Linked DNA regions of Homo sapiens: region 2 is linked to region 1. The links are chromatin loops, found by intact Hi-C in ENCODE. Cell type or tissue: MCF 10A. All regions are shown on one strand. Links, peaks and the distances in the headings refer to the core of each region. The heading gives the core; the rest is flanking DNA.

Evidence for each region. A loop is a pair of places that touch in the nucleus more often than their neighbours do. Peaks named below come from ENCODE experiments on the same cell type or tissue, not always from the same donor. Only the 100,000 strongest peaks of a DNase experiment are listed, where the experiment ranks them.
Region 2: it touches region 1 in a loop (13-fold over the local background); 5 of 110 quality-filtered maps call a loop at or near these places.

The regions. Positions count from the first base shown.
Region 1 is chrX:152,623,356-152,639,161 of GRCh38, reverse strand. GABRQ (gamma-aminobutyric acid type A receptor subunit theta) reads right to left here and starts at 1,267. Exons shown (of 9, transcript NM_018558.4): 1 at 811-1,267. The coding sequence starts at 959. It overlaps MAGEA3-DT (MAGEA3 divergent transcript), which reads left to right. Exons shown (of 5, transcript XR_938525.3): 4 at 3,175-3,280. In MCF 10A, for the core only: CTCF peaks have their summits at 3,074 (motif pointing right) and 6,462 (motif pointing right); DNase peaks (open chromatin) are centred at 3,061 and 6,471.
Region 2 is chrX:151,705,956-151,721,761 of GRCh38, reverse strand. It overlaps FATE1 (fetal and adult testis expressed 1), which reads right to left and starts at 5,727. Exons shown (of 5, transcript NM_033085.3): 1 at 5,537-5,727; 2 at 4,363-4,490; 3 at 261-367. The coding sequence starts at 5,642. In MCF 10A, for the core only: CTCF peaks have their summits at 7,468 and 7,690 (motif pointing left); no DNase peak of the experiment used is centred there.

The DNA.
Region 1 (15,806 bases), core at 1-8,000:
CCCAAATTAAAGCAATGCATTCCCACCTGTTTCCAAGCACACATTACCCATGTGCCAACGCTCAGGATCTGTGGCCACCCCAAATACACATTTCTGTGTGATTTACATGTAAAGGCTTCAGATACTCGCACACCCAAACAAACTTAAAATCAAAAAGAGAAAAAAACCGGAGTCTTCAAATATTTTCACACGACTAAGTACAAAAGCACACCCATCCCAGACCACACGGTTCGTGTTTATTCAGACACGATCGCACTGTCTGGGCTCCGATGGGTTTGAGTTAATCATTTCTATCTGCCGCATTGGAAAGAGTCCCTCATCCCCTCAACACATGCATGCACGCGCGCGCGCCTCAGGAAATGGACTAAAATGTAGACTCAAACAGGTGTCTCTCCTGTCTATGTTTTGTGAATTGCCCGTCATCCTGTACCCTCCTCCCCAATCCCACAGGTGCCAAAGCTGGGGAAAGCTGCCGGGAACCTTAAATCCTTGGGGATGGATGGACAGATCCTGGGACGAGGGCGACCCCCGCCCCCACCCCTCGGGCTGCGGTTTAGGCACACGCAGGGCTCAGTCAAGCTCCGCAGTAACAGGTGGGCGGAAGCACAGGGCTCCATTTCAACACCCCACTCCCACCTTACCCCTTCTAGGGGCCAACAGGCAGGGCCCGGGCGCCAGGGCTCAGCGAGCCCGGGTCCGAGTACCCCCCAGCCCGAGTCGCCCCCAGCCCGCTCCGTCCAAGAGGCCAGAGGTCGTCTGCCCGTCTCCATTCCCGTCCCCGCCGTGCCTAGCCTGGCGGTGCCCGCTTACCAGTTGAAGAGGTTCAGGACGACTTCGGGCACAGCAGAGGAGAACTCGAAGTGGAATTTCGGGATGGGACTGGGGTAGTTGCCCTCCGCGAGCCAGGTCCTGATGAGCAGCAGGATCACTGCGGCTCGCAGCATGCCTCGGATGCCCATGGCCGGGGCGTTCTGGGCGCCTGAGGGCGCGGGAGACGGGGCCGCGAAAAGGAACAGAGGTGGGGTGGGAGAGTGGGTGACTACTGGGGCCGGGGAAGGCGGGATTGCTGGCCCTTCCCCAAAGAGTCGCCTCTAAGGAGAGAGCAGCGAGGGCAAGGGAAGTAGGGGGTGCGGGGGTCGGCCCGGATACCGGAGATGAGAGCCCGGGAGGAGCAACCACCCAGCAGCTCTGCTGGACGCAGCTCCCCCCAGGGCCCGCCCGGCAGCTGCGAGGTGCGCTCCGTCTGCGGCCGCTCCTGGCTGCGACTGGGCACAGATCCCAGCTCGCTGCTGGCTCCGCCCACTCCGACGGCATCGCAGGCCCAGCCAATCGGACAGCTGCCAGGAGCCGCACAAAAAGGCGCGCGCTCCTGCCTCCGCCCGTAGCCTGCGCGCCGCCCGGCCCCCGCCCCTTCAGGCTTCTGCAGTCATCCCCCGGCCATCTCCAGACACAGGCAGGGCGGGGCCGGGCTGGGGGAGGGGGAGGAGGGCTGGCTCCTTGGGGGCTGGGCCAGGAATCCGCCTCAAGGGGCACTGGGTCCTGTCTCTTCTCTGCAAAATGCGAAATGTGTGTTTTTCTTGGAAGAAAGGGCCTGTGCCCGAGAGTTGTATTTGATGGTGAAGGGAGTGTGGTAATTTGACCGCCATGGCTGAATCTGCATTCTGAAAGACTTGGACAATTTTGGGCGTCAGGAGGTACCCAACGGCTGGTGACTCCGTACCCTTGAGCCTCCAGTAACCCCGCGTGCCTTGTCTCTGGATAAGGTCAAGGAGGATCCTAATGGGTTTTGTTACAGGGCTCTGGCCACAGCAGGACTGCTCCTCCCTCAGGATGGACATTGGGCTACAGGAGCCCAAGAGTTGCTTAAGACTTAAATTTCCTAGAGTGCTCTTCACCCCAACTTTGGGTACTCAGGAAAAAGACTCAAGGAACTGGAAGGGCTCACCAACTGGGGTCTCTCTGAGATGTGGTTGTGTCTCATCAGCCAGGGGATGCAGAATGAAGGTTCATGGCTGACACCATAGAAGGGGAAAAAAAGGCCAAGGTCAGTGTTTGGGGTGTTCAAGGGAGTTAGGCACTGGAGACCAGGGTATGCCAATGTTCCTGGGTTCTGACCCCATCATATGGAAAAGCCTGACATCTTGACTAGAGGGCTCTTATTCTTTCCACTACCTCAGACTCTGCCCCTATGGGACAGAAAAATCGTGGAGGATAAGAAATGCCTCCACCCAATTTCCTATGTCCTTCCTATCCCATGACAAAGCAAGTTCAGAAAGCTTAGAAAGTGGCCTCACCAGAGCCCATAGGGCAAATGGGTAATCAACAAACAGAGCTGCCATGTTCACCGGCATGCCACCTCCCACATCACACCATTGAGAAGAGTTGAAATCAAAACGGATTTCAGGTTTACTTTTGGTTACCTAGAACATTCACTGAGAAACACAACATCTCCCCCTTTTTTTCCCCTCAGTATTTGATGAAATGAGTTGAGATTGCTGGTGCCCAGCAAAGCATGACTTACCTGGTAGGCCAAGCAGTTTTGCACAGCTGAGGGTTTAACTCTTTTACCACTCCCCCTTTAAAATCATTTTAGAACCATACTTTTATGAAAAATGTCTCTCATAGTTTCCTGCCTTCTTTTAATGAGCAGAACACCCTCACACCTTTCTTTCCCATCTCCCCTCTTTCCCTGGCCATTGCAGTAAGAAAAAAGGATGATGGGACCCATTTGTCAGGATCACATATGAGAGCAGATTAAACCCACCTCTACTGCTACCAGTCCTGTCCCATCACCTCTGGTCACACAGACGTCCTTGTAGAGAAAATCCTTGTTTGCCAAAAATGTTAGAGCCATTCCGGGGCATTTTGTCCAGCCACCTCGGTTGTAATGTAGGGAAACTGAAGCCCAGAGAAGAAAAAGGGATTGGCCCAAGGTCACACAGTAGCAGAGGCCAAAACTAAAAACCACATTTCCAGGTCTGCTTACTTCGAGAAGAGTGCGTTTTCAGTCTAAGTCAGCTTTGACTGGAAGTTCTAGCAACCACCAGCAGGTGGGAGCAGATTTGTTTGAATGTGGGATGTTCCCAGCACTGAGGAATCAAATTCCACAGGCAATTGGTCTGGTCGCTCATTTGTTAGGGGAAACAAGCCTGAAGCCTGAAATTTTGTTCTTAGGTACCCTTGTGACTATGAAGATTGACAAAAAGTTGACGGCAACGATGAATTCTCTTCCAGAACTTACATCCCAGAAGGCCCTCCCCTACTTCGGGTCTCCCTAGAGGTAATGCTTCATTGAAATTTCTGACTCACAAGAAAAGGATAGCCAAAATACAAGAAATACAAAAATGCCATTATAATTTGTACTTATTGAGCGTTTGCCTAGTTAATTTATTATAATATCCATAAAGATCTAGATTGAATAAGCTTAAACCTGAATATGGGATAATGGTGTAGGACAAAGAACACTCATCTGGAAGTTAGCCCATCTGTGTTCTGACCCAGCTCTGCACACGACAGTGAATATTCCAGTTTGGCTAAAGGGTAGAGTAAGTTTGGAGGTAAGACAACAGGTGAGATAGGTAAGAGGTGAGAGATTAGGCAGAACCTGACTTTGTAAGCAACACACACTCAGTGTACAATAAATTCTTGTGTAATGAATGAGGCAAGAGAAAGAATCTGGGTCCTAATTTTCTAAAATAAAAAATTGTATTTTATTTTAGAGTCAACAGTAATCTTCTGAAGGATTTGTGCAAGGGAATGATACAATCAGAGTGGCACCTTCGCACTGAAGGAAAAACTGGGAGGGAGAGGGACTGGGGGCAAGAAGAGCACACATCTCCTTCTGGTAATGGCCAGCTAGGTAACTTGGACTAGCTGTTCCAGTGAGGACAATGAAACAAACTGGCTGAATGTAGAAAGAAATAATTGTCATAAAGAACTGAGAGATACTGAGGCTAAAATCCGGAAGAAGACAAGAACCCAGGGGGGAAAGCCCAGCACTAGAATCCTCTTTTGTCCTGATGGCTTCTACTGAATCTGGAAGAGAGTTATGAAATTGAGCTGCAGTTTTGGTGGCATCATAAGGAAAAAAGTGAAAGCTCAAGGCCCAAGGAAGTAGCGGATTTGATTAGCATTCTTGTCACTCTCAGCTGAGACCCTGAGTGGCTACCCCTTTGGGTTAATGGTGACCTATAAGTAACCAGCCCTTGTGTGGTCTTGTAAACCTAGATACTCATCATATGGGCAGTCCAAGGAACCTAAAGCCCTGATCTTGGATTAAAGTGGCCTTGGACAAGTAGTATCCTCAGGCATTTGAAAATACCCCAGCAAATGAAAAGACTCTGCTGGAAGGTATTATCATATTGGGCCTAGAATCATTTGTACAATAATTTTTCAAAAATATGTCAGCGTATAGTCAAAGATAACTTGGCATAAAAGGAAACACATAGACCATGACAGCCAGTAGACAACAAAAACAAACTCTCAAAGACTTCACGTATCAGAGTTACGTGACAAAGACTACAATAACTATGGTTCACTTTATTCCAAAAAATTAAAAATAAGTTTGAAAATATCTGTAAGGAACAGAAAATCATAAAGACTAATAGAGCTATTTTGAAAAAAATCAAGGTGAAAAACTAAACTATAACTAGTGTAGTTATACTAAAGACTATAACAATGAAACTTGAGAATTTAATGGATGGGTTTAAGAGAAGGCTAAACACAACTAAAAAGAGAATTATTGAATTGGAAGATAGGTTATAAGAAATTGCCCAGAGTTCTGTCTGGAGAAACAAATTATTTGGAAAAATAAAAAAGGGAGGATGAGAGACTCAATTAGTAGAGTGAGAAGGTCTGCCATATATTTAATTGAAGTCCCAGTTGAAGATGACGGCTGTAAATTTGAATTCACAGATTCAAAAAGCCCAATAAGTCATAGGCAAGATAAATTAAAAGAAATCTACTCCTAGACACGTTGTAGTGAAAGTAAAGAAAGCCAGAAGCAAAGAAGGCTATATTACTGGTCCAATTAAAAATAATGAGTTCCTGACCTAGAGCAAGAACAGGAGAGACTGAGACTAGGGGATGGAAGTTAGACCCTGGACTTTAGAATGCTTTTACTCATTTTTTTCCATGCTGAAAAAGGCACTTGTTAGAACAACCTGACACCTATGAGCCCTCCCTAGTTGTCATGCTTGGAAGGCCATTGTTCTATCGGTGTGTGTCCGTCATCTCATGGGCCATCAAAGAGGCAAATATTTTCCATGGGTGTGAAATGCTAGTTGCTGCTGAGGTCTAAGGCTGGAGAAATGTGCTTATATATGGCTTCCTAAGAGAAACCAGAATAAAAGTGAATCTTTGTAGAAGAGTTCCCTTCTGCTTACCCTGCCCTCATCATTCACTATTTCTAAGGAAAAACATACAAAATGAACAGTTCTGTGGTTCTCAGGGTGTCTTCCTACACTTGGGCTTCACTATATGCAATTGCTCCTTGGGCTATCTCATGCTGGAGCACAGTAACATTCCTGCAGGGGTTTATATTATAATACACTGAGCTACAAATAAAATAGGCTGTCTTTTGAGAGTGTGGGCTCCTTATTTGTTACTAGAGCTGTTTATACAAAGACTGAATGAATGGCCTCCTGTCATGGGTAGAATAGAGGAAATTCTGCTCCATGTGGGAAGTGGTATCAGAGCTCCTGTGTTTGGCTCAAAATCCTTCATGCATTTATTCTACTTGAGGGACAAGCATTTTTATGTACCCTTAAGGACTCTTCCACCACCACCACCACCACCACCACCACCATTACCACAGAAATCCCTTTTTCCAAGAGAGGAGAGTGGGAGGGCAGGAAAGCCTTCTCTATTGCCTAACCTCAAATCAATCAGAATGCTGTCTGACAGTGAAGACACAGACCTACCTTCACTTATAGCATGCAGTATGTGACCCACAATTTTGACTAACTGTCACAAAGGGAGGGGGTGCTGAATTTTTGATTCTGAGGTTCCATATTTTCTCTTCACTTTTTCTCGGAATTCACATTTTATGTAGGTCACAGCTCCCTCTCTCCCCCAAGCCTGCAGAAACGGGCACTGTATTAGGTATAGCATCTTCTAAAAGCATCTCCCTCCCTAACTATGAAAGAGCAGGAGCGGTGAGAATACTCCACTAACTCTAGAGTTTTTCTCCCAAGGACAGGTTGTATCGTAGTGTATTAAAGGGGCATTTGATTATGAACTTGAAGATCTAGATTGGAGCTCTGTCACCAGCTATTATACCTAGGCATGTGTCTCAGCCTCTGAAGCTCAGCTCTATCATCTGGAATATGGGGGTGGTAATAATGCCTACTTGTTAATGGGAGAATCCAGACAAAAAGGACTCCCTTTCCATCACAACTTCTAGCTTTGGGACCTCACCTCCCTTATCCAGTCAGATTTCTCCTTTCTCCATCTGGAAAGGCTGCGGTCACTACCAGATAGAGCCACTAGAGGGCCTCAGCTCTCCTGGTCTAATTGTGGAACAAACCTTTCCATTTATCTATTAAATAATTGTTTCTCCGAATCCAACAACAGCAGCAAAACACCTTATGCAGAAGCTCACTGAAACAGAGGGGGATAAGCACAGGGAGCAGAGACCTTTTTGAAGGAGGAAGTTTTAGTGCGCAAATGGATAGACCTTTATTTCTACACTGCGGTAGTTGCTGCCATCAGCTACTCTGCCCCTCAGTGAGGATGGTGATGGCTAACTTCTGTGCATCCCTGCCCCTGTTCCCAAGGGGTGAGAAACATTGATCCTGTACAAATCATGAACGGATATCTCCTGGAGCTGTGGAGGGCACAGCCAGAGTGGCCACATGTGGTACACCTGGTGAGAAAGGCTGCTTTCTTACGTGACTCCCTTACCCCTGTGATATAGTTTGGCTGTGTCCCCACCCAAATCTCATCTTGAATTGTAGTTCCCATAATCCCCACGTGTCGTGGGAGGAACCTGGTAGGAGGTAATTGAATCATGGGGGCGGTTACCCTCATGCTGTTCTCGTGATAGTGAATGAGTTCTCATGAGATCAGATGGCTTTATAAGGGGCTTTTCCCTCTTTTGTTTGGCACTTCTCCTTGCTGTCACCATGTGAAGAAGGATGTGCTTGCTTCCCCTTCAGCTATCACTGTAAGTTTCTCGAGGCCTCCCCAGCCATGCTGAACTGTGAGTCAATTAAACAAACCTCTTTCCTCTATAAATTACCCAGTCTCGGGTATGTATTAACAGTGTGAGAGCCGACTAATACACCCTGCTAGTCTTGCACCTGTCCTCAAATCATTTTGGGTTACACAACCCCCCTTAGCCCCTAATTAATGTACTCTTGTATCTTTAGCCGTGTGCTCTCTGCTCCTCCCTCAGGTTAAGTTCTACCTGACCAGAGGATTTTCTTTTAGATAGTCTTTTGACATCAGTATACTCTACATTTGTGGTAACAGCGATAATTCATAATAAGGCATTGAATCTTTCAGCAACTCTAGTCCCTTGTACTTCTCCAAATTGCTCAAAACCATGCTTTTCTGCACGATCTCTGAGACAGATTCAGTAGCACTCACTTCCATCTGCAGGCCCCTTTCAGTTAGTTGGGGCCATGTAACTGGTTTTAGACAATGAAATGCAAACATAAGTGGCACAGACTATTTCCAGGATGAAGCATTTGAGAGTCAGTTTACTATCCTTAAGCTCTCTTTCTTTGCCCTGTCGACCCTGAAAGCCATATGTTGAAGTGGGAATATCAAATATGGAGAGAACCTAGACCCTGAGTCTTCCGATAGAGGATGTGACCTGCATCTGACCATGTGTGACCTGGAAATCAAGCTTTGATATGCTAAGTTGCTAAGATTTAGGGACTTAGTTATCATTTCAGCAAAGCTTAGCCTAACTTGATAAATAGACTCTGGCACTCATCTCAGTGCCTGTACCATTAGTCTAAAGTCCCATGTACAACTCTTTCTGCATGTTTTACAGGTAGCTTGAATCCAAAATATCTCAGTCTTCTCCTAGTACTCTGCAAATATGCTCCTTTTGGTGTGTTCTCAGTCTCGGTGGACTGATATTCAGTTGGGACCTGGTTGGGACCTATAAGACATCTATAGCATTTCCTTCTATCTCCCCACCCCCATATTCAGAAAGTCATCACTCATTCATTGATTAGCTGTTCACTGAGTACCTTTTAGGTGCCAGGTACTACTCTGAGAACAGGGATATAAAAGTAGAAAAAAAAACAGTGAAAGAAATCCTTGATATAGTGGAGCTTATATTATATAGGAACAGGAGGCAGATTACACAGAATTGAAATGAATAAAGTATCTGGTTTATTAGATGATGATAAGTGCAACAAAGAAAAGCAAATCAGGGAAGGAGAGTAGAGAATGCTGGGCAAATGAGGTGGTAATGATTGGAGGGCAAAGACATTATTTTAAATAAGGTGGTCAAGGAAGGACTCATTGTGAAGGCAGACATTTGAGCAGAGACCTTAAAGAGAGGGTGTAAAGCCGTATAGACATTTACGGGAAAATGATTCCAGGAGAGTGGACAACAAGGGGAAATGCCTGAAGTTTTTGGTGTATGCAAAGAATAATAAGGAGGCCAGTGAGGCTGGAACACAGTGAGTGAAGAAGAAGAGAAATAGGAGGTGAGGCCAAAGTATAAACGGGGGCTAGATCGTGTAGTGACTTGTAAACCATGATAAGAACTTTGACTTTTACACAGAGTGAGATAGGAAGCTGATGGCGGATTTGGACATAGGAAAGACATGAGCATATTTATATCATGACAGTGGGATCATGCTTTTTGCCTATTGGAGAATAGGTTCCTGGGGTGGGGGTAGGGCAGAAGCACAGAGAGCAGTCGGGAAGCTGCTGCAATAACCCAGGTGACAGATGATGGGCTCAGCAGACCAGGGTGGTAGCAGAGGAAGATGTGAGATGTGGTCAGATTCTGGATATCTTTTCAAGGCAGAGTTGAAAGGATTTTCTGACAGATCAGACAGAGAATATGAAATTAAGAGACAAGTTACAAAGGATTTCCGGAGTTTTGGCCTGACTAGGTGGGGTAACTGATTTGCCATTTATTGAGTTGGGCAAGACTCTGGGAGGAAGAAGTTAAAGTGCATGAATAGCCAATAATTTTATTTTGAACATTTTCAGTTTGCTTTGATGTTAGGCGTCTAAGTGACGATGTTACACAGGAATTTGTATATATGATCACCACTTTCCCTGCCCAGCACATTTCTACTCATCCTTTAAGGCCCAGCTCAGCTGTGATGAAGCTTTTCTCCCAACTGGCCAAGCAAAGATAGTGACCTCTTCCTTCATGCTACAAGGGAGCCTTCGACAGTCCTGTGGAACAACATTTGACTCCCGTATTGTCATTACTGCCTTTCAGCTGTCTTCCACGACAGACTGACTGGGCACTCCTTTAGTCCAGGGACTATTTCTGGTTCATCTTGTGCCTGCCTAGAACACAGTCCAGAGTCTGGGTTATGGTAGGCACTCAAAAGATATTTGTTGAATGAAGCATCCCAGAAATGAAAATAAATTTTCCATAAGCTGGAGCTCATGAAAAATGAAGACTTGGAAATGGCCATCATATTTATTGGTTAGAAGGCTCATTGGTGACCCCTGGGACAGCAGAAGCCTGAGAGCCACACTGAGGAGTCAGGAATAGGACACCCTTCTGAAAGTGTTGCTATGTGGCCATTTTTGCCTTTCATTTTGATAGTCTTGTCAGTGTTTCTCAAGTGGTTAGGCGATGAAAGGGATCAAGATTTGTGTCTCCAAGTGCACTTCAAAGAGGGCATCCTCTTCCCTGGAAGAAATGCTGTAACTATAGTAGTGGGTAGGATTTATAAGGAGACAGATTGGCTTAGATTTACTTCTAATGGAGGAAGCACCAGAGTCAGACAAATTTAGCAGCTCAAATCCCAGCTCTGCCACTCATCAGCTGTGTGACAAGTCACTTTCTCTCCTTGATCCTCAGTTTCCTCATCTGTAAAATTTGACGTTGTGGGGATTAAGTGCAATCAAGTTGGCAAAGCGCCTTCAATAGTTACTGACACAGTAATTGCTAGGGAAGAGTGGACAAAAGAGAAGCAATAGCAGGGCTAGCCAAAGATGGGGCTAGCGTTCCCCATTCCTGGAGATATTCAAGGACAGACTGCATTACCATTTTGTGGGAACATTATAGAAAGGATTCTAATGGTTGGACCAGTCGAAAATTGAGGTCCAGTCTAGCCTTGAGTTTTATAATTCTAAGAATCCCAAGGAATAGAAATGCAGATACAAATGTTGCTACTGAAACCACTCTACTCATAGTGGAGCACTCATGTGCCAATGGGTTTTTTTCCAAAGGCTTGTGTGTGCGTGGCAGCATTGTCTGTGTGGCAATGTTGTGTGGGCAGCAATGCTGTTGCTGATTTGAGAGCACACTGCCAGCTGTGCTGCCTGCTGCTGCCACACCTGGCACACTGCCTCAGCACTACATGTCCCTTCCATAGTCAAATAGGCCCCTGAAGTGACTGCATGTTCATTTTACTCTTTGACTCAGTCAGCTGGGGCCTCCCATACTAATCTCTCATTTACTCCTTTGCAGTATAATCATAATTGACTCCCGTTTGGGGAGAAGGCTTCAGGAGGTGGTACAGTGAGAATGCTTGCTGCTTATCTTGGCTTCACTGTGTGGCATCACCACCGATTTTTCAATTTGACCTTTGAGACTATCTCTGTGATGCTTCTCCCCACTGCGTCCTCCTCACACCCTGCTCCTACCCCCAGTTCAGGCCTTCATCCCTGTCTTGCACTCTTGTAATAGCCTTTTAATTAGTTTGCCCATTTGGTGTTCACCCTATCTGTAATCCACTCTGATTCTAACTTACACTTTTAGCTCCTTCCTCCTCCTCCTTCCTGTCATTCCCACCCAGCTCCAGTGCAGAGGGGCTACTGGCCTTTCTCTGAGTGACCCCCACTTGGCAGTTATTCAGTTTGTCTCCTTCATCTGCCAAAATTAAATCTATCTTTTAAACCCGAGACCGGATACCCTTTTCCCCAAAGCTAGCTGTGAGGGTTTTGACTGGGTGGCTCTATTTGTGTCCTGATCACATGGTGCCTTTTATTGGAGTCCTGTGTGTGCATCTTATTTCCCTTAAAAGTCTGGGAGCTTCATTTCTCTCATCAGTAGCTACATTCTCTCCATATCTCTCCTCATTTTGAAAACAAACTCTTCTTGTCCACCATGATTTCTCCCCTGAATCCCTACCTCATTAAAGAAATAAATGAATAAACCCAGTCAGGGTTTCTGTGGGTTGTACTGAAAAGTAATTTTAACACCTGACATCCTAAAAGCACAAATTACATAAGTAATTTTAGGGACGAATTGACAATTTAGAAGTCTGAGTGAAAAAAAACTCAGGCTACAAATGATTGATTCTGCTGAATGTTGCCTAAGTGCTCTTAATTAATCAACAAGGAGCCACATTTGCTCCCCTGATGACCTTTTCTCTCCTTTAGAAAAGCCAAGCCCAAGGGAAAGGTGTTTAAACTGTTTATTTGATTCATTTCTTAGCTTCTGAGCTTGACTACCTTAAGCCTTTGGTTTGTTCTTGAGGATTATGGGGCTTTTAAGAATTGAGCCATTCTCTAGTTTGCTCTTCAGGATATGGGCATATTGCATTCATCTAATCCCTTGAATTTACAGAGTGGGCTAGCATAGAAACCAGAAGTGAGTAGAGCATTTATTTGGGCAGCATGAATTTCTGTAAAAGAAGATGACAGGAACTCGCTGCAGTCCTTCTGTCAGCTCCCATGTTCCTGATGTTTATAAGAGCATTGCTTATGTAGTGAATCGTTCCCCTGGACACATTTCTTCCACATGGTGCCTAATGGGTTGAGGTGGAGCGTGAAGGGCCAACATGCGCTAGTGGACAAACAGCCACCAAAGCGATGTTTACTAACACTTTCACCACTAAAGTATGGCAAAGGGCTTTCAGAACAGGGTGCACTCATATTCAAGTGCATGACACCGTTCCAGAAGTTATGATGACCAGAAAAGCTTTATTTTGAATTGAAGGTGCTACTTGGGAGTCAGCTTTAGAAATAAAGTCAAAATGACCCTTCTTGTGTTCCATTAGATGTAAATATAGTGAGACAGCTTCTTCCCAATGAAATGCACTATTATAGGACTCTCCTTATACAGTACTTCACTTTAGATTCACTTAGATTCATTAAACTAAATGCTTGTTCCAGACACCTGACTTGCAAAATGTACTCCCTATTCCAGCCCACTGCTGAGAAAATGGCCAGCCTACTCCAGAAACCAATAATAATAATTTAATCACCACAATAGTGCTGTAATCTGGGTACTATTATCCTTCCATTTTCCAGTCAGGAGTGGAGAAGACATGATGGAGGTCAGAGCTTGAGCTCTGAAGCCCAACTGTCTGGATTTGAATCCCAGCTCTGACACTCACTTTCTGTGTGATCTTAAGCAAATTACCTAACTTCTCTGTGCCTCAGTTTCTTCACCTCAAAGGGGTATAGTAATAGGAATTCCTTATGGTGTAAAATGAATTAATACATGGAAAATACCTAAAACAATTGCTGAGCACATGGTCAATGCTCAAGTAATGGGAAATCTTCTGGAGTTAGGTGGCTGTTTTCTGGCCAATCAGTAAGACAAATGGGATGAAGAGAACAAAAATATGGGTCATTGGAGTAGGCCGGACTTACCCGTAGTTACTGGGATAAGCTATGTGATTCTGGTTGGGGCAGAGGCACATGTATAGAAAGGTTGCAGAATGCAGGCCAGAGGGAGTCAGTGCCTGGGATGTGTCCCAAATGTGTCTGCCCCAGCCTGAAGCTCCTAAAGCCTGGGAGATGAATAGAGGCCTTTTTCTACACACACTAGACTATAAGAAGAGTTGAGAACCCCAAGTAATATGCAAACTACTAAGTTCAACGAACCACAATTCATTTTTAAACAATTAATTCACCTTCTTAATTTAGATGTGGCAATTTACAAAGCAACGGACCACTTGGCATAGATTTTCTTTGGGGGACATGGAGCACAGTTATTGGCTTATACATAGACGCATCAAAAACCCTAACAAGGTGGGACCACCTTGTCATGTTATCTTGGAATTTCTAATGATTTGACTTGGCTTCGTGTTTTATTGGTACTGTACAATTTAAATATCTCAAACAGAGTTTCATTCAAGGCTCTCAGTCCATGTTGAACTAAATGATGACTCCCTTTACTTTCTAGTCACACTGTCAGGGAAATTTTTACAGCAGCAGCTTCAGCGTTTATACTCTGCTGTCAGCAACTTCATCTCGGATATCGATGTGGACACGGTGCTGGTTCACAATGGAGCACAGGGCAAGATACAGGATTTCTTTACATTTCCAGTTTGGTATAGTGAGGTATAGTGTGCTTAAAGAGACCAAACACCACCCCACCCTGCCAGAGAGAAAAGGAGAAATACAGCCCAGCAAAGTGTTTCTTGGCTTGAGTAAGGTTAGATATCATGCCCCTCACTTGGAGTTGGATTTCAGTTTCTGACTACCCAAAGGGTTTCACATCCAGCGACACTGGCAATGAGTGAGAAGAGCCCCTTAGTATAGATTCACCAGGCTGCTAAATAGGTGGACTATTTAGCAGGTGATACAGTACCCCTCCATCCATTTTTTCTTTCTTCTCTTAAAAATACCATCTTTATTAAGATATAATTGACATACCATACAACTCACTGTATTAAAGCGTACAATTCAATGTATTTTAGTGTTTTCACAGAGTTGTGCAACAGTCACCTCCATTTAGCTTCAAAACATTTTCACCACTCCCAAAGGAGACCCTTTACACATTAAGCAGTCACTTCTCATACCCCCTTCCCCCCAGCCCTGTCAACCACTAAACTACTTTCAATCTCTATGAGTTTGTCTATTCTGGATATTTCATATAAATGGAATCATGCAATATGTAGCCTTTCGTGACTAGCTTCATATACTTAGTTTAATGTTTTCCATATTCATCCACATTGTAGCATGTATCAGTACTGCATTTCTTTTTAAGGCTGAATGATATTCCATTGTATAGATATGCCCCATCTTGTTTTATGTATTCATCGGTAGATGGACATTTCTGTAGTTTCCACCTTGTGGATATTGTGAAAAGTGTTACCATGAAAACTCAAGTATATGTCTTCATTGTGTACACACAGTGTGATAACATCTGTTTTCAATTATCTTGGGTATATACCTAGGAGTAGAATTGCTAGGTCAAATGGTAATTCTGTGCTTAACTTGTAGAAGAACTACCAGAGTGTTTCCCATAGAGACTATACCATTTAAAATTCTCATCGGTAATATATAAAGGTCCAATTTCTTCGTATCTTTACCAACACTTAACATTTACAATTTTTTAAAATTATAGCTATCTTAGTGAGTAAAGTAGTATCTCATTGTGTATTTTTAAGAACAGCTTTATTGAAGTCTAAGTGATCTCCAAAACCCATACATATTTAATAAGTACAATTTGATGAGCTTATACATATGCACATACCCTTGAAACCGTCACCACAATCAAAGCAATAGATACACCCATCATCTCCAAAAGTTTCCTTATGCCTCTTTTTTGTTCTGTTCTGTTTGTTTTTTGTTGTAAGAACACTTACTGTGACATCTACCCTTTTAACAAATTTTTAAGTGCACGTATCATGGTGTTTTGATTACCTAGCTTTGTAATTTATTTTTAAATCAAGAAGTGTGATGTCTCTGGCTTTGTTTTCCTTCTCAAGACTGCTTTGGCTATTCTGGATCTTTTTTAGTTCCATATGAATTTTAGGATTTTTTTTTTGTGGGGGGGAAAGCCATTGGGATTTTGATGGGAATAGCATTGAATCTGCAGATGACTTTGGGTAATATGTACATTTTAACAATATTGAATCTTCCAATCCAGGAACACAGGACGTTTTTCCATAGATCAGTTTCTTCTTTAATTTCTTTCATCAATGCATAGTTTTCAGTATAAAAGCCTTTCTCTACACTGGTTAAGTTTATTCCCAAGTATTATATTCTTTTTGATGATATTGTAAATGGAATTGTTTTCTTAACTTGCTTTTAGGATTGTTCATTGCTAGTACCTTCAGGCGTCACTTAATTATGGGGATCCATTCTGAGAAACGTATCATTAGGCGACTTAGTCATTGCACAAATATCAAAGCATACTCACACAACATAGACAAACCTGCATGGCTTGTTACAGTACTGAATCCTGTAGGCAATTGCAACACAATGATAGATATTTGTGTATATCAACATGTCTAAACATAGAAAAAATACAGTAAAAATATAGTATAAAAGGCAAAGATGGTATATCTGTATAGGTCATTTACCATGAATGGACCTTGCAGAATTGGCATTGTGTCCTATACAGTAGTGTGCATAGGACATTATTGCACACTACTGTAGACTTTATAAACACTGTACATTTGTGCTACACTAAATTTATAAAAATTCTTTCTTCAATAATAAATTAACCTTAGCTTACTGTAACTTTTTGTACTTTATAAACTTTTAAACTTTTTCACTGTTTTGTAATAACACTTAGCTCAAAATACAAATACATTGTATAAATGTACAAAAATGTTTTCTTTCTTTATATCCACATTTTAAAGCTTTTCTCTCTTTCAATTTTTTTTGTTTTTGCTTTTTAACCTTCTTTGTTAAAAACTAAGACACAAGAACACACATTACTCTAGGCCTACACAGAGTCAGGA
Region 2 (15,806 bases), core at 4,675-12,674, 920 kb after region 1:
GAGGGCCTAGGGCCTTGAGGGCTGGGAGTCAGCCTGAGCTAGCCTGAGCCAGCCTGGCCCAGCCCAGTCCAGCCCAACTCGGCTAGGCCGCAGAGCACTGGGATGCCCCAAATGGGCAGGGAGCCAGGGTACTCATGGTCTCTGACAGGGAGGCATTCCAGGCCCTCATGACTCCATCCTGGCCAGGCTGCTCACCAGCCCCTCTGCCCCACTCCGGGCCCTGTCTGAGCAGCCAGGGCCCACAGACCCTCAGCTCTTACCGATCATAATGGAAACGTATGCCTTGGAAATTGCCAGCGTACTCCTGGAGATGGGCATCCCCATGGCCTGATTCTCTCAGCATTCTGGGCTTTGGCAGCTGGGACCCCTGAAGAAAGGAATGGTCAGTAAAGTAGCCTGCCCAACCCCACATGAGTGGCTTCTCCAGTTTGCCCAGAGCCAATGGTGCACCCCATGGGGAATCACATGGTGCCTGGTCTCTGGAATCAAGGGCTGGCAGCTTCAGGCCGCTAGGAAAGCTTGGGAACCCCACACAGGCTGCTGGCCACCACCCCACCCACACCATGCTCCTCGGTAGCTCTTGGTCATCCAGGCAGGCTGTGGCAAAAGAGGAGCAGTAACAGGGGTCCCTGTCCTCTGCAAGAACTTTCACATGCAGGTATTAGCTGAGAGGCTGAGCAACCTACTGAAGGAGAACGTAAAACCTTGATTGGCAGCCCAGGCCATGGAGGCCTGGCGAGATGCCTTTACTTTCCAAGGATGCGTGGTAAATGTCAGGGCTAAGGCTAGAACCCTGGCTACTGGGAAACCAGCAACTCCTCTGGGTAAGCTCAGCCAGCCATCCCTGTGGCTTTCATTTTTATCCATCTGCCAACAACTCCCTAGCATGTACATCTCTGGCCCAGAGCCCTTGGGCCAGGGCCATCTGATGCCTTTGAAGCATCAGTGGGGGATAGAGGAAAAGAGCGTGGCTTTTGGTGCCAGACCTGCCTGGGCTCAAATCATAGTTCTAGGTTTCCAGTTCAAGATGAAATGTTTCACAAGCTGCTTATTTAACACACACCACATGCCAGGGACCATGCCATCCTCTAAGCCCTTACCAATACTAAGTGACTGATTCCTCGTCACAGCCCTGTGAAACGGTATCATTATCATCCCGTTTTGAAAGTAGGGGAAACTGAAACACAGAGAGGTTAATTACCTTGTCCAAGTCACACAGCTAGGAAGTAGCAGAGCAGTAATTTGAACCCAGGACATTTCAGTCCAGAGGTTATACTCTCAGCCATTACACTACGATGTCCCTCATATTTAACACTCCTTCCTGTTAAGGCTCCACTAATTGCCAGTGAAGACAGTAAAACAGTACAAACCCATAAGACAGAAGACAACACAAGAGGCATCAGCTAATGAAAGAATTCAATAAAATTCTGGAATCTAGGAAGTGTCCATGGAGGAACTAGGCCTCATTGTGGATGGGAAGCAGATGGGACTCAGCTGACAAAGGAGGCCCCCGCCAGCAGCATCCAGAGAGGACTTAGACCTGCAAGGACAATGGCGGCATATCACAAGAAAGGAGGGGAGGGAGGAAAACAGGGCCTTTAACTAATGATCTATGTAGGAAGCAGTCATCCACACTTCTCACTCCTGGTTGGCAGCCAGGCACTTACCGCCAAGCCAAAACCTGAACCAAATGAATAAGAAAGCTGGGGTGAAAGTGACACAAAATAAAACCGTCTTCATTCTGGCAGGGTTCAGGGTGCCCCACATGACAGCCAGTTCCTTACCCGCTCACCCTGCTGAAGTAGAGCCTGTCATTTGAGAGGCCTGACTGAGGCGCACAGAGTACTGGGTTAGCTCTTCTATTTGCCTCATTCTTACAAAAAAATAGACAACCAAGGCTCACCTGTCACCTGAGAAATATCTGCAGCCCTCTTCTGTTCCGAAGTAACAACATCAAACTGAAGGTGGATCAATTTCTGTGTAAAGGATTTTCATAGGAACTTTGCCACTGCACTCTGTTTGTTGCAATAAGGCATAACTAATCTTTCTCAAGAGGAGCACACAGATATTGGTGCAACTTTTTTATGAACCGTAGTTCATGGTCACAATATTTTATTTTCTTAAGATACTTCAAAAATTGCATTAAAAAGATAATGGGTATTAGGGAGACCCCATGACTATAATTTGATCAATGATGTCTCTTAGAAAAATTTTCAGACCATTGCTTGATTTTCCTATAAATTGGAATCAGAAGGACAAAAAAAATTTTGAGAGATTTGAAGGCAAAAAATAAGGATGAATGGCTGATGGCTGGAATTTGTTTGTTTGTTTCAGATAACATAGTTTGTTGTTAACCCACCAAGTCCCAACTTCTCTCTGTTAATCATTTCAAAAAATGTTATTTTAATTTCCATGTAATTTTAAAGGCACACTGCTTTTTTCCAAGTCAGCAGGATAGCATTATTAACTTTTCTCACCCTTGCATATTATGGTTCTCCTAGAGGCAGTTCCATTAACTGTTTTATTCAAAAATAAAGGAATGAATGAATTAATAAATAAATAGAATTAGTAAATTAGATTTCCTAATTCTAAATTTCTAAATTTAATTTATAAATTCAATATAATGTCTATATTTTCAAACAGTCTACCTCTAGCCCTTGTAGTCAACTTTAATTAAACCAGAGATTATATCTCCCCTAGTCTCAGGGACATTAGTGGTTTGCAGGAGCCTGACCTCCTGGAGCAACTTGATTTGGCTTCTGTCTTTGGACACAAAAAGTCAACTCAATATTTGACTTATTTTTATTCCCAGGAAACCTCTAACCTGGAAGCTTTTTTTCTCATTCTTCACTGGGGCCACCCAATAAATCATTTCAGCAATCGAGTCTCCCTCCCTCTCCAACCTTATTGCCCCCCAGTAACTTTCAAACTTCACTGTGGTAACAGTAAAGCCACCATTTTCTAAAATTTTCCCTCATCCATCTGAATGTGGTGAAAAGCACTGGCTACAGAATGATGGGATTCGTGATTCCCTAAAACAGTCAGGTCTACCTCCTCTCCAAAATGGCTCAGTATCCTTTGCAACAATGTGGCCAGCATTTTTCTAGAACATTCAACACCCACAATGAATGTAGCTTAAAGTACAGAACTATGGGACTCACATGATTTCCTGGAGCAGTCAGGCCTCCCTCCCTCTCCAATCTTGTTGCCTTTTCCCAGCAGCCTTTGCAACAGCATAACAACAATTTTTCTAAAACTTTCCCTTACCTACAGTGAATGTAGCTAGCTAAAATGATTGGATACAGAACTGTGGGACTCACTTAATTCTGTAGAATAGTCAGGTTTCCCTCCCCCTCCAAAATGACTGTGTTTTCCCAATATCATTTGCAACATTATAGCCACTATTTGTTCTAGAACATTCCTTCACCCATATTGAATGTAGCTTAAAAGGATTGCCTACAAAATAGTCAGATTCACTTGCCTGGATTTCTTTCTTCTTTCTCTTTCTTTCTTTCTTTCTCTCTTTCTTTCTTTCTTTCTTTCTTCCTTTCTTCCTTCCTTTCTTTCTTTCCTTTTCCTTTCTTTTCCCCTTCCTTCCTTCCTTCCTTCCTTCCTTCCTTCCTTCCTTCCTTCCTTCCTTCCTTCCTTCCTCTCTCTCTCTTTCTTTCTTTCTTTCTTGACAGAGTCTCACTCTGTTGCCCAGGCTGGAGTGCAGTGGCATGATCTCAGCTCACTGCAACCTCTGCCTGCTAGGTTCAAGCAATTCTCATGCCTCAGCCTCCTGAGTAGCTGGGATTACAGGCATGTGCCACCATGCCCAGCTAATTTTTGTATTTTTAGTAGAGACGGGGTTTTACCATGCTGGCCAGACTGTTCTCGAACTCCTGGCCTCAAGTGATCCGTCCGCCTCCTCCTCTCAGAGTGCTGAGATTACAGGCATGAGCCACCATGCCAGTCCACTTGACTGGATTTCTTAACAGCCAGAAAGCATAGGAGCCTCACCTGACTTATTGTGTGTATACACGCGCACACACACACACACACGTACCACACACATAATTTTAAATACAGGAAAGCGTTATTTCACACAATAGATTTATAGAGTAAAGTATTTATGTACTCCCCATGCAATATTTGTTTCAGGCATTCTGAATTCCCAAGGTTGAACCCCCAGCATAGGAAAGGATGACCCTGACCTTTAATTGGAACTTCCTGTCCTCATTTGCCAGCTTGGAGCACAGGAGCTTCCTCCTCCTCACAAGTCAACGTCTAGCCCTGCCTGACCTGGTCAGGCTAGAGCCCCTACAACCAGTACTCCCAACCCCAACCTGGCCACCAAGTGCTGAGGACCCCATACAGTACCATTTTCTTGGGTCGGGTGGCAGTCATATTCCAAACTCGTTTGGCTGAAGCAGAGCCAGCAGCTTTTTGTTCCAACTTCTGCTTCTTCTGGGAGGCACCCCGGGACCGAGATCCAAGCTCCATCATTTCTAGAGAGAAGAACAGAAGCTCCAGGAGCACCCATAGAAGTTGCACCAGGGTTTCTTGGGCACAAAACACACCAAAAAGAAGACAGAGTCTCCAGCTTTCTTGGGAATCACTCAGCACCCATTAACCACTGTCCATCAGCTGATCCCAGGTCTCAGTTTGTTCATCTGTTCAAAAGTTAAACCGGAATTTCCTGAGGGCTGAGCTCGAGACTAGGTTACTCTCCAGTAACCTAGAGACCAATGACCAAGAACAAGATTCCAGCTATCAAGGAACTGACCATCTGTTTGTGTATAAGGGGGAATGACAGGTGTAAAACAGAAAGCAATCTATCCTTGCAAATGCAGACAGAGAGATGCAGGCTCCATAAATGATCAAAACAGGGTAACATAGTGGAAGGAAAGGGCTCCTCCTAGAAAAGTAGGAGACAGCAATTGAGGTGGGGACCTGAAGGAAAAAAAGGACCCAGCCCTGGGAAATTGAGGGAAAGAGCATTCCAGGCAGAGGAAACAGCAAATGCAAGGTCTTTGGGGGAAGAAGCAGGCTTGGAGCATCGTAAGAACAAACATAAATGCAATGTGATCTGGATCCCTTTGTGTGCTATAGAAATGGTATTTTCTGTCTATATCATAGCATGAAACGTTTTGAGGAGGCTGATACAATCTTATAGATCATGGAATTTGGATTTTCCTCCAAATGGCAGGAAAATGAATTGGAGGATTGGGAGAGAGAATTGATCTCTGGTCTCATAATTTGAGCCCTCTGAGTATTTTGCAACAGAGACTGTGGTGGCTTGGATAAGGGGGAGACAGAGGTACTACACATGTTGTTCCCATCCTCCTCCCTCCCAGGGAAAAATGCTCACATCATCTATCCCTTTTCCCCTAGCTCCCTTACATCAACCCACAAATCCTCGAAGCCCGGCCAACACACAGATGTGCAAACACTTCCGTGCACACATGCACCTTTTCCAACACACACATGCACAGGTATAGACACGTATCTACACAGTTGGCTGTAGCCTAGGGGTATTTTAGGGGATCCTCACCTGCTATCACCAGGTGCTCTTGGTTTTCCCCTTGGCGTCCATGATTCAGTTCTTCTGCCAGGGACATTTCCATCTCCGCCTTGGTGTTGGGAGGGCCTCCTGCCATCACAACCAGCTGTTCTCTTGTAAGCTATGGCTAAGGATGCACAGGGTGCCAGGAACAGAGGAGTCACACTCAGAAAATCACCTCTTCCGGAAACAGGAGCTCAAGGAAGATATAGTCAGATCTGGGGGTGGAGTGAGACTCCCTCTCTAGGCTGAGGCCTTGGACACAGTACTTTCTGTTTCTATTGTATCTTGCTGGCTAGGTCAGTGGCCTTCTCCTCTGCTACTCTGTAAGCAACTTAGGAGAAGAGATACAATTCCGTGCCTTTGCCTGTGAGAACTGCTCTGGCTCATGAATCTCCATATTTAGCCCATGGGGAGAAGGGTGGGGTCCACCCTCCATCATTTCTATGAAGAAACAGGGATTGGCACAGGGTCCGAGAGCCAACAGTGGCCACAACAGAGTTAGGTGCTAGCAATCCAGGCCATACCACACCTTCAGAAGGGATTCTCTGGAGAGCGTATCCTACCTCCCCCATCCAGAGTCCCCAGACACGGGAGGTAGCCTTTTCCTGAAGTAGGTCAGCCTAGGCAGGAGCCATAACAAAGGGAGAGAAGGGCAAGAGAGGTGGGACCTGACTGCAGCCACTAGAACCCCCAGGGGCCTCAGGCCCTGCACCTTCTAAGTCCCAGTTCTCCCTCAGCTTCCCTACTGATTAGACCACTGTGATGGTCAGGTTTATGTGTCACCTGGCCAGGTTCTAGTCCCCAGTGACTCCATCAAACCCTAGTCTAGGTGTTGCTGTGGAGGCATTTTGTAGCTGTGGTTGGCATCTACAACCAGTGGACTTGAAATAAAGTAGAGACCCATCCTCGATGATGTGAGTGGGCCTCACACAATCAGCTGAGAGGCCTGAAGAGCAAAGACTGAGGTTTCCCAAAGTAGAGGTAATTCTACCCCAGGACTGCAATGTCAACTCTTCCTTGAGTTGCCAGCCTGCAGGGCTGCCTTGCACATTTCAGACTTGTCAGCCCCACAATCGCATAAGCCAATTTCTTAAAATAAATTTCTATATACTTGTGCATATGCAGATATATACATACATACATGCATACATACATACATACATACATACATACATACATACATATATACATCCTATCAGTTCTGTTTCTCTGGAAAACCCTGATTGCTACAACTACCTGTGGTGAACCCTTCATTCTAGGAAACAACCCCAGAGCCCCTGGGGGAATAGGAGGCTATTTGTAAAAGGAATCAGGACAGGTTTATATAAGGTTCCTTTTACAAATAGCCTCTTCTTCCCCCAGAGCCCCTGGGCCAGGTGGGAGGAAGAGGAGGAAGGAAGGAGGAAAAGAAGAAGGAAGGGAGGAAGGAAGGAAGGAAGGAAGGAAGGAAGGAAGGAAGGAAGGAAGGAAGGGAGAGAAAGTGGAAACGAAGGGGCCAGGAGTAGCTGAGATAGGGCGGCATGGTCTGAGGCTGCCTGCCCCCTGCCCCCACCTCACCTGTCCAGCTTGGGAACCAGAGCTGATATAGGCCCTGCCTGCATTCCTGGGGGCCCCAAAGAAGCCCTTCCCAGATCCAGTGGAGCAGCTGTGATGAAATTCGAGCTTTCTGGAGGGCCACCTTGGGAGCAGAGAAACTGCTGAGTGTGCTCAGCTCAGTGGGATTCAGGAGCCTGGGAAGCCCAGCCAGATTGAGCAAATGAAAATATAGGTACGAAGTACATTTAAATTTCAGATAAACAACAGTATAAGTATTCTCTCGTACACTAACTTTTGGGACATATTTACACTAAAGAATGATTCATGGATTGATTTGACATTGAAATTTAGCTGCATATCCTGTATTCCATCTGACAATCTTATCTCACTATGACTTCAAGATTTTACCTTGGGCAAGTTTCTCGCTTCTTTTGGTGTCAGTCTCCCCCATGGACAAGCCTCCCTACAGGGTGGCTGGATTGTGAGGAGCACTCAGAAGTCAGCAAAGCTAGAGCAGTGTGGGCACTGGCTTGCCACAGGGCCTCGGGCTATGGAGGCCAGATTTCTGTCTCGCTATCAACTGGCCCTGGTGGGGCTTCTTGGGCACAGGAGCACAGGGTCCAGGTGCATGTGGAGGCACTGCCCCCTGGTGGCATAGGAATCCACCACCTAAAGCCAAGCAAAGAGGGTGGGAGAATTCCTTCCCAATCCCTGAACCCCCAATGCCACTCAAAAACCCCAGCATCTCACCCCCTTAGCATGCCTTCCTTTCTTGGATTGAGTGCCAAGGACAACTTGGAGGTGACGAGAGTTTGCTATGTGCCTTTGAACTTGTCTCTTAGCATGCTAGCTAATTATAATTTCATAATTATCATCTGCATGGTAATCTCCTTTTGAAATGGCCCTAAATTCGTACTCCAACCATTCTGAAAAGCCCCCTACCCCAAAGTCTGTGTGCTAACCTCAGGGCCTCGAAGGACTAGAGCACCTGGGATACAGAGAGAGACCTTTCAAGTCTCACACGGTGCCTGGGTCCAGGAAGATGGCACATGGCCAAGTGTACATAACAGGCTGCAGAGCCCTAACACTCCAGTGGAAGGTTCTGCTCACCCAAAGGTTCAACAGATGCTTCTTCATAGGGGAAAGAAGGGTCCAGAACATACCTGGCTTGTATGTGTGTCTATATGTTTTCAGTGTTCAGTGTTTTGCACAATTGAGATCACCTACATCTGAGGTGTGTGCCATATTCTGCAACTTATTTTTTCAAGTGAACCATGTGCTTTGGGGAATCTCTCCGTGTGAAAACAAATCTACCTCATTTCTTCTCAGCCCAGCATAGCATTTCCCTACACAGCTGCCTCCCCTTGCTCCTTTATTGACTTGCTCATGGATATTTTGGGTGTCTAGAGCTTTTATATTTTTAGAAACAATGTAGCACTGAGCATTCCTGAACATGTCTCTCTGCACACATAGGTAAATGGGTTTGCACAGCAGGTGCCTATAAGTGGAATTGTGGGGTTCTAGGGTATGTGTGTTGATGATTTTGACCTATATGGACCAATATTGTCAAAGGAGCCTCCAAAGAGCCTGCACAAAGTGAAGCCTCACCTAGAAGAAAGTCCGTGTTTCTTCCCAGTCTGATCAACAGGAATATTATGCAACTATTTAAAAGGCTTAATGGGTGAAAAATGATATCCATCTCATTGTTGCTTTAATTTATATTACTTTAATTATGAATAATCCTGAGCAATTTTTCATATGTTTATTGATCTTCTGTATTTCTTTCCCATGAACTGTCTGCTGGAGGGTTTGGATCTTTATTAAAATAAGAGCTATTTTATTAACAGAAAAGAATAAGACAAAAACTCTCCCTCCTTTCAAGCTAAGTATCTCCAAAGGAAATGTATCATCTTTTTCCCTAAGGGGGATCGTGAGCACAGAGCCTCCACTGGGGACCAAACAAATAAAGTTAATTGCATCCAAGCTTTTGCTGAAACCTAGAGGGCATCCAGCCACCCACGGAGCAGGTGTCCAACTCAGGCTGCTGCCTGCCTACCTGTCCATCTGCCCTTGTGTCTGTCTGTCTTCTCTGCCTGCCCCCAGCCAGCCTGATCATCTGCCTCCAACAGTGCCTTCCAACCACTAGCTTCTTCCAGCTGTTCAGTCAGCTGAGCACTCTGCTCCATTTCCCAGCGGCTCAGGGTCGCAGCTCTGTCTGCCCCCAGCTCCCACCTCCCTTGCAAGCTGCAGCAGGAGATGGCAGGAACCTAGCCCAAAATCAGCACATCTGTGAGTGACTCAGAACCCTGCCACTGGGACATCTTAGGCAGGTTGCTTCACCTGCTTGGAGCCTCAGTTTCCCATGTTCACGTGGAAGTTTCAGGGAGGTGTGTGGGGGCTGCCTGGGCTTCAAGGCAGACTCTACTGTTCTTCATCCAGAGCAGCTCAGCTCTTACCACTTTCTTATATTGGGGCTTTATGTAAGAGGTCGTTGAAGCCAAATGTCTTGAAGGAAAGTAAAAAAAGCCACTGGGTGTGATGACTTCCTATCTCCCAGCCCTGCTGAGAGCCCAGTCTCAGGCAGCTACAGCCCCAAACCCAAGCAAATGGGTGCACCTGGATCTTTCAGGCAGCTGAGAGCTTCCTCTTGGCTTGTTAATGAACCTTATGGACCTGTAAACAATTCTCCTTCCTGCTCCTGGAAGCAGCTGGTACTGAGGTCATCCCTGGAGCCACAAAGCCCTCCCTGCGCCAGAGAGGAAGGGGAAAGGAGACTAGCAGAGTCTTGCATCTCTCCCGCCTCTCCTTAAAGAGGCAGGAAGGACAGACAGAAGGATTCAGGGTCAAACTGCAGGGACCATAGCTGGCCCAGGGAAGGAAGGCCACCTTGTGAGCAGAGAGAGGGAAATAAAAAGTAACAGGGCCACTTAGGGCAGCCCTTAGGACCCACTCCCATGGGGACAGAGCCACCTTGATTTCTAGCTTTCTGCCTTGAATCAAGATTGCCTGTGTGCTAGACACTGGGGATGGAGATGAGGTCCCTGTCCTCACGAAGTTCATGCTGTAGTGAACAGAGAATCAAATGGACAGGAAAGAAGTCCATCTCTCTGTGGGGACAGTAGCAGGCAGTTGTTTGTGTGGCGGCCATGCCCTTAACCCTGCTGCACTCTGCCTGTCTTGGAGTGTGGTGGGTGCTCACTATAGCTTGGCAAACCTAAGAAGGAGGGGCGCAAGGGAGATCTGTCCCAAGCAATGTCCCTGGCCTCTGTAGCCTCTGACTGCACACCTCCTGGGGCAGCTCGCTACCTCCCAAGGGGGCTGAGATCAGTAGAAACGTCTTCCCTGCATGGGTGGAAACTCTGGCACAGTCTGGGGGGTGGGGGAGGAGCAGCTTCAGCAGAAGGAAGTTAAAGATGCAGACACAGAGTCAGCCTTGGCTTTCAAACCAGCAGGTAGGACTGCGGTTGCTGAGATGCTAAGTGGTTCCCAAACAACCCAGTCCTCCAGGCTTAGGGGTCCAGAGACCATCCTGCTGTGCCTCTGAGTTCCTTCAGAACAGCACCTTGAGATTCCCCCTGAGAAAGGAAGGCTCTCTCAGCAGCTCAGGTGGAGCTGCAAAGAGCTCAGCGTAATTGTTGTTGGTTGACTGCCTTAGAAACAACTCGGGACCACCCTGCATGTGACAAAGAACAGCACCCAGAAAGAGGGGAAATTCGCCTCCCAGCGCAGCCAGTTGCTGTCACTGCCTGCTCCTTCTTCTGCCTTCTCCTTTTCTCTTCACTGGCCCAAGAAATCCTTCCCCCAAAAGCTGGCAGAAGGTTCAGAGACCCAGAGGGGTTTGTTTCCTGCCTATCTGTCACACTGTGGCCCAGTGTCACCCTGCCCCCAGCTGAGAGGCTAGGGCACTTTGCTCTTATGTCCAGAGATCCCTGGGAGCTGGTGGGAAAGAGTCTCTTTCCTGATCCTCAGGAAGGGGGTTTGAGCAAGGTGACCTCACAAAATCCTTGGCCTCGGCTGTGTGGTGACTCCTCAGATCAAAATGCATCTGCTTTTAATTGTTTCTGTGCCCAATGACTGAATTGTGATGTGTATGTAAAAATCAGGAGAATCAGAGGCCGAAGGAAGAGGTAGAAAATGTGGTACAAAACCTCAGAAAATGACCTGCTCAAAACACAAGCAGCAGCTGCCCCTCCAAGCTGGAGAAAGATGTTGGAGAGGAGGAAGAAGGCCCAAGGTGGGAAGCACAGCCCTGAGAAGCTGCATGGGTTTTTTTTTCAGACAGGAAGCTAATGACAGGTGTTCCCATCTATGAAGTGGTTACTATTCCCAGTATGCCCCCATTTTACAGATGGAAAAGCTGGACAGAGGCGGGAAGAGAGGGCTGAGATATGATCCAGTTCACTGATTCAGTGATAAACCAAGGCCATCACACTAACACTCCAGGGTGCTCGCTAGACCAAGAGGAAGTCCCAAGGAGGAGGTGGCTCCAGAGCATTTCAGAAAACATCCTCCAGCCCCTATTCTACTCTGACCTGCCCTTCACTCTTAGAAGATAGAGACCAACAGAGACCTTGTCTGCTTTGTTTGCTGGCTCCTCAGCACTTAGCGTGCTTCCTGGCATATTAGAAGATCACTAAATAGTGGTTGGATTGGAATGACCTGAATGTTAAAAAACAAAACAATCCCCCCTTAGCATCTTGTCTTTTGCCGCTAAACTTTCTCAACTCCTGGAAAGTGTTGCCTCCATCATATGCACTGTCTCCACTTGTTACCTTCCAGGCATCCCACTGCTCATTCTAGTCTGGCTTCTTCAGTCACCATGGAACTGAAATCACCCCTTGCCGAGGTCACCGATGACCCCCTGATGGCTCCATACAATGAGTTCACTTTGGCTGTCATCTTCCTTGGCTTCTTGAAAGCATTTCACATCATTGTCCACTGTCTCCTTCTAGAAACACTCTAGTCCTTCGGTTTTCAGGGCTCCATATGCCAGTGCTTTTCTTCCCACCTGTCTGGCCTCCCTCCTGGGCCATTAGGTCCACACTCAAGACCACTTGTTGTCTTTCTGGGACCTCAAGCAATTCTGATCTCTCCTGTTGCAGCCTAGGCCTCCCTCCTCAACTACACTCAAATGCGCTATACACCACACATGCAACACGTCAACTCAAACCTGTGGTCTTTTGCTCCCCTAAACCTGCTCTTCCTCAACTGTGACCCTTTCCAGGGAATGGCCCTACCATCTACTCTACTGTCTGAGCCCCTAAACCTGAAAGTCCTCTGGGATTATTCACTACCCCTTCCCAACGCAATCAGTCACCATGCATGGTTCTGCCTCCTGAATAGAGAATTCAGTGTTTCTTCCAATGTGACCCAAAGATCCCCTGCAGAAGAATCAACTGAGTGATTTGGTCACAATGCACATGGCTGGCCCAACCCTGGACTCAAGGTATCAGACTCTGAGGGTGGGGTCTGGAGATCTACATTCTAAGCAATCAGATAGTCTTGTGCCCATCAAAGTTTGAGTAAAAACCTTCTCAACAGTCTATCTCTCTCTGTCTCTTCCGTCATCAGCCTCATCCATCCCAGCGCTGTCTCTTGCCTGGGCGATGGCAATAACCTGACCTCCCTGACTTCTCTTATTCTTCGGCTCCTGCAGCCTGTTTTCCACATGGCTGGCAGAGCATGCCTGGCCATGCCCGCTTGCTCCTTAAGGCACCCCTTGGTGGCCTTCGCTTATCACTAGGGTAAAGACTACAGCTCTGAATACTGCCTAAAGGGCCTCACATAGGCCGACCTCCATGTATCTTGCAAATCTCATCTTGCACAGGTCTTTCCCCTCATGCTACCCTGTCTTCTGTTTCCTTAAAACCAAGATGGACTTGCTGAACTCCAGGCCTCTTCACGTGCTGCCCCTCTGCCTGTCTGAATTGTCTTCCATGGTCTTTGCTTGGCTGATTGCTACCCATCCTTCACTTTGGTTGGCCGTGGCTTCCTCAGGAAGACTTTCTCTGGAAGCCCCCAGCCCCACCCCCCTGGACTTCCCCTAGCATAAAGTTCATCATGCACTATTGCTACAGCTGTTCTGATGTTTCCCCCACCCAGCTATGCCCAGAGCTCCAGACAGCCAGGACCTGCATGCCCCAGCTTGTGGAGCACCATGCTCTGCCAGCACCCACCCCTAGATGTCCTATCAGCCCAAGGACCCAGCAGTGCCACCACCAATTGCCCACCCACTGGGCTCCTGTGACCCCATGCAACCAGCCTGATATGAAATGTTACCCAGTCTCTATTTTTATAGCTCGGAAATCCTAGTGAAACCGAACCCATCACACAGTTTGAGCTCTTCAGAGAAAATGCTGAAAGTTAATGTCATTGGAGCTGGCGGTGTTGTGATCCCCCAAAACAATGTATTTTGTCTGTAAAAACAACCTGTGGGGCACCAACGTTGTGTCTATTCTTCAGGCTTTGGGTTCTCACATCACTTCCCACAGAAGAACCCTGGAAGAAGCATTCTGAAGCCCACTTCTCCTTTCCCAACTCACCTGCCCTGTGGAGACTTTTGGCAGCTGTCCCAAGTCTGTCCAGCTTGGCAGGGAAGAAACTGCTTTGGGGACTGGTTGGAGACTGACAAGGTGCCCCTCTGTCTTTGCCAGCATCTCAGAGAAGCTATGATGTTCACCCTTCAAGATTTTCCAGAATGTGCATCATGTGCTTAGGTTGGAGGAAGGAGCAACAGAGTCTTCCTCTCATGAGTGGAGCATTATGAGCCAAAATTTGTCCCCCTAAAATTCATATGTTGAAATTGTAAACCCCCAGGACCTCAACATGTGGCTGCAGGAGTAATCAAGGAGTAATTAAGTGGAAATGAGGTCAGTGGGGTAGGACCTAATCCAATCTGACTGGCATCCTTATAGGAAGAGGAGATTAGGAGCACCGAAAAGAACAGAGGGACAATACTGTGAAGCCACAGGGAGAAGATGGCCATCAGCAAGCCAAGGATACAAGCCTCAAAAGAAATCAACCCTGCCAGCACCTTGACCTCAGACTTCCAGCCTCTAGAACCTTGAGAAAATCTTCTGTGGTTTAACCCCCCAGCCTGTAGTATTTTGTTTTGGCAGCCCAAGCAAACTAATACATGGAGCTTGGTCTCCGATTGTAGAACACAATCAGTCCACACGTTTTTAAAAATTGAACACTTACTGTGATCCAGGCTCTGTGCTGTGTTCTAGGGCAGAAGTGGTGAGAAAAGTTATATATGGTCCCTGCCCAAATGGGGTTACCAGTAGGGCAGGGAGAGGAAGAGGGCATTCTGGAGGGATCTATAGTCAACACAAAACCAACGCAAAGTCACCCTTCCCCAAAAGGGACCAGCAGTGCTAGGTGCATGGCCTGGGGTGGGGCCATCAGGACAGACCCGGATTCACATGATGGATCCAGGACTTCCTCTCTGTGAGATCTTCGTCAAATGACATGCCTTTGCTGGCTTTGCTTCCCTCTGCTATAAACTAGGGTTAGTTATAAACCCCATATCGCAGGTTTCTCGAGAGGATTGTGTCAGTCAATGCATGTACAAGGCCTGGCATACACTAAGAGCTCAATAAATGCTGGCTATGATCATTTATAATCACAATTCAGGCATTTTCCCCACTGCCCTTCCATCCTGTCACTCCTTGTAGCCTCAGGTCAGCTACTATGAGGGGGTGGCACTGGTGCAGGATGGGAGGCTGGGGAGAGGGCAAGGAGAGGGACCCCACCTTCCCAAGCCACACCCTTGAGGCACAGGGTCTGCCTTTCACCTGATCCCCTGTCTCTAGGGATAGAACCATCTCCCTCCACAGTCACCCCATTAAGTCCCTGGCCCTGACTTGCCCTCATCGTCTATAAGCAATTCAAGTGCCTTGGCCCCAGAACCTGTGACTAGATTAGCAGGGGAGGCCCAGTCCATTGGATGGTGCATACAGGGGACTTTGGAAGCTCAGGGCATCCTTCATGTATTAGCTTCCTTGCATGGGCTGGCCTGGGACCCTAAGTCACTGCCTAGAACATTTGTCTCTGGCAAAAGAGCCTAAAGTTCAAAACCTATGTTCAGAATATGACCCCATCTGTGTGCCTGAAGGGCCTTCGAGTTTCCAGCATCCCCAGAAGGTTAGCATCACTCAAGCCCCAGCTCCCCAAGGCCTCTGGCTGCCATTCTTGGCATTTGGGCTCCACATTCAGTCCTCTAAGGAGGTCCCAAATTTCATTGCCATTGTCCCATCACTTCCAGGGTCTTCCCGATTAAAGGACGGATGACTTTCATTACTTGGGGTTGGCACAACTAGCACTTGCGACTTCCCGTGGCTATATCTCTCTGCATACCCACAGCTGGGAATCTCTGGGAGCTAAGACCATGTTTCCTCTGTGCAGAGGCTGGGCATTATTGCCCTCTGAACAGTCCCTGATCCTTGCCATCTTTAGAACCTAGGAAGCCCAGCCAGGGCAAAGCCTGAGTATTGTATACCTTCCGCTCCTCTCCCAGCTCTGAAACCAAGTTTCTAACTGTGATTTCTGACAGATCTCACCAACCTCATCCCAGAAGGATGGCTCAGGAGATCATCTTACACACTGGGGACAAACTTTAGGACCCAGGACATGTCTGCTTCCTGCTCCTGGACTGTTTTGGGCTTCTTCCTTATCTACAGTCTGACTCACAACCACCCATACCCCTTGGAAGTTTGGGAGT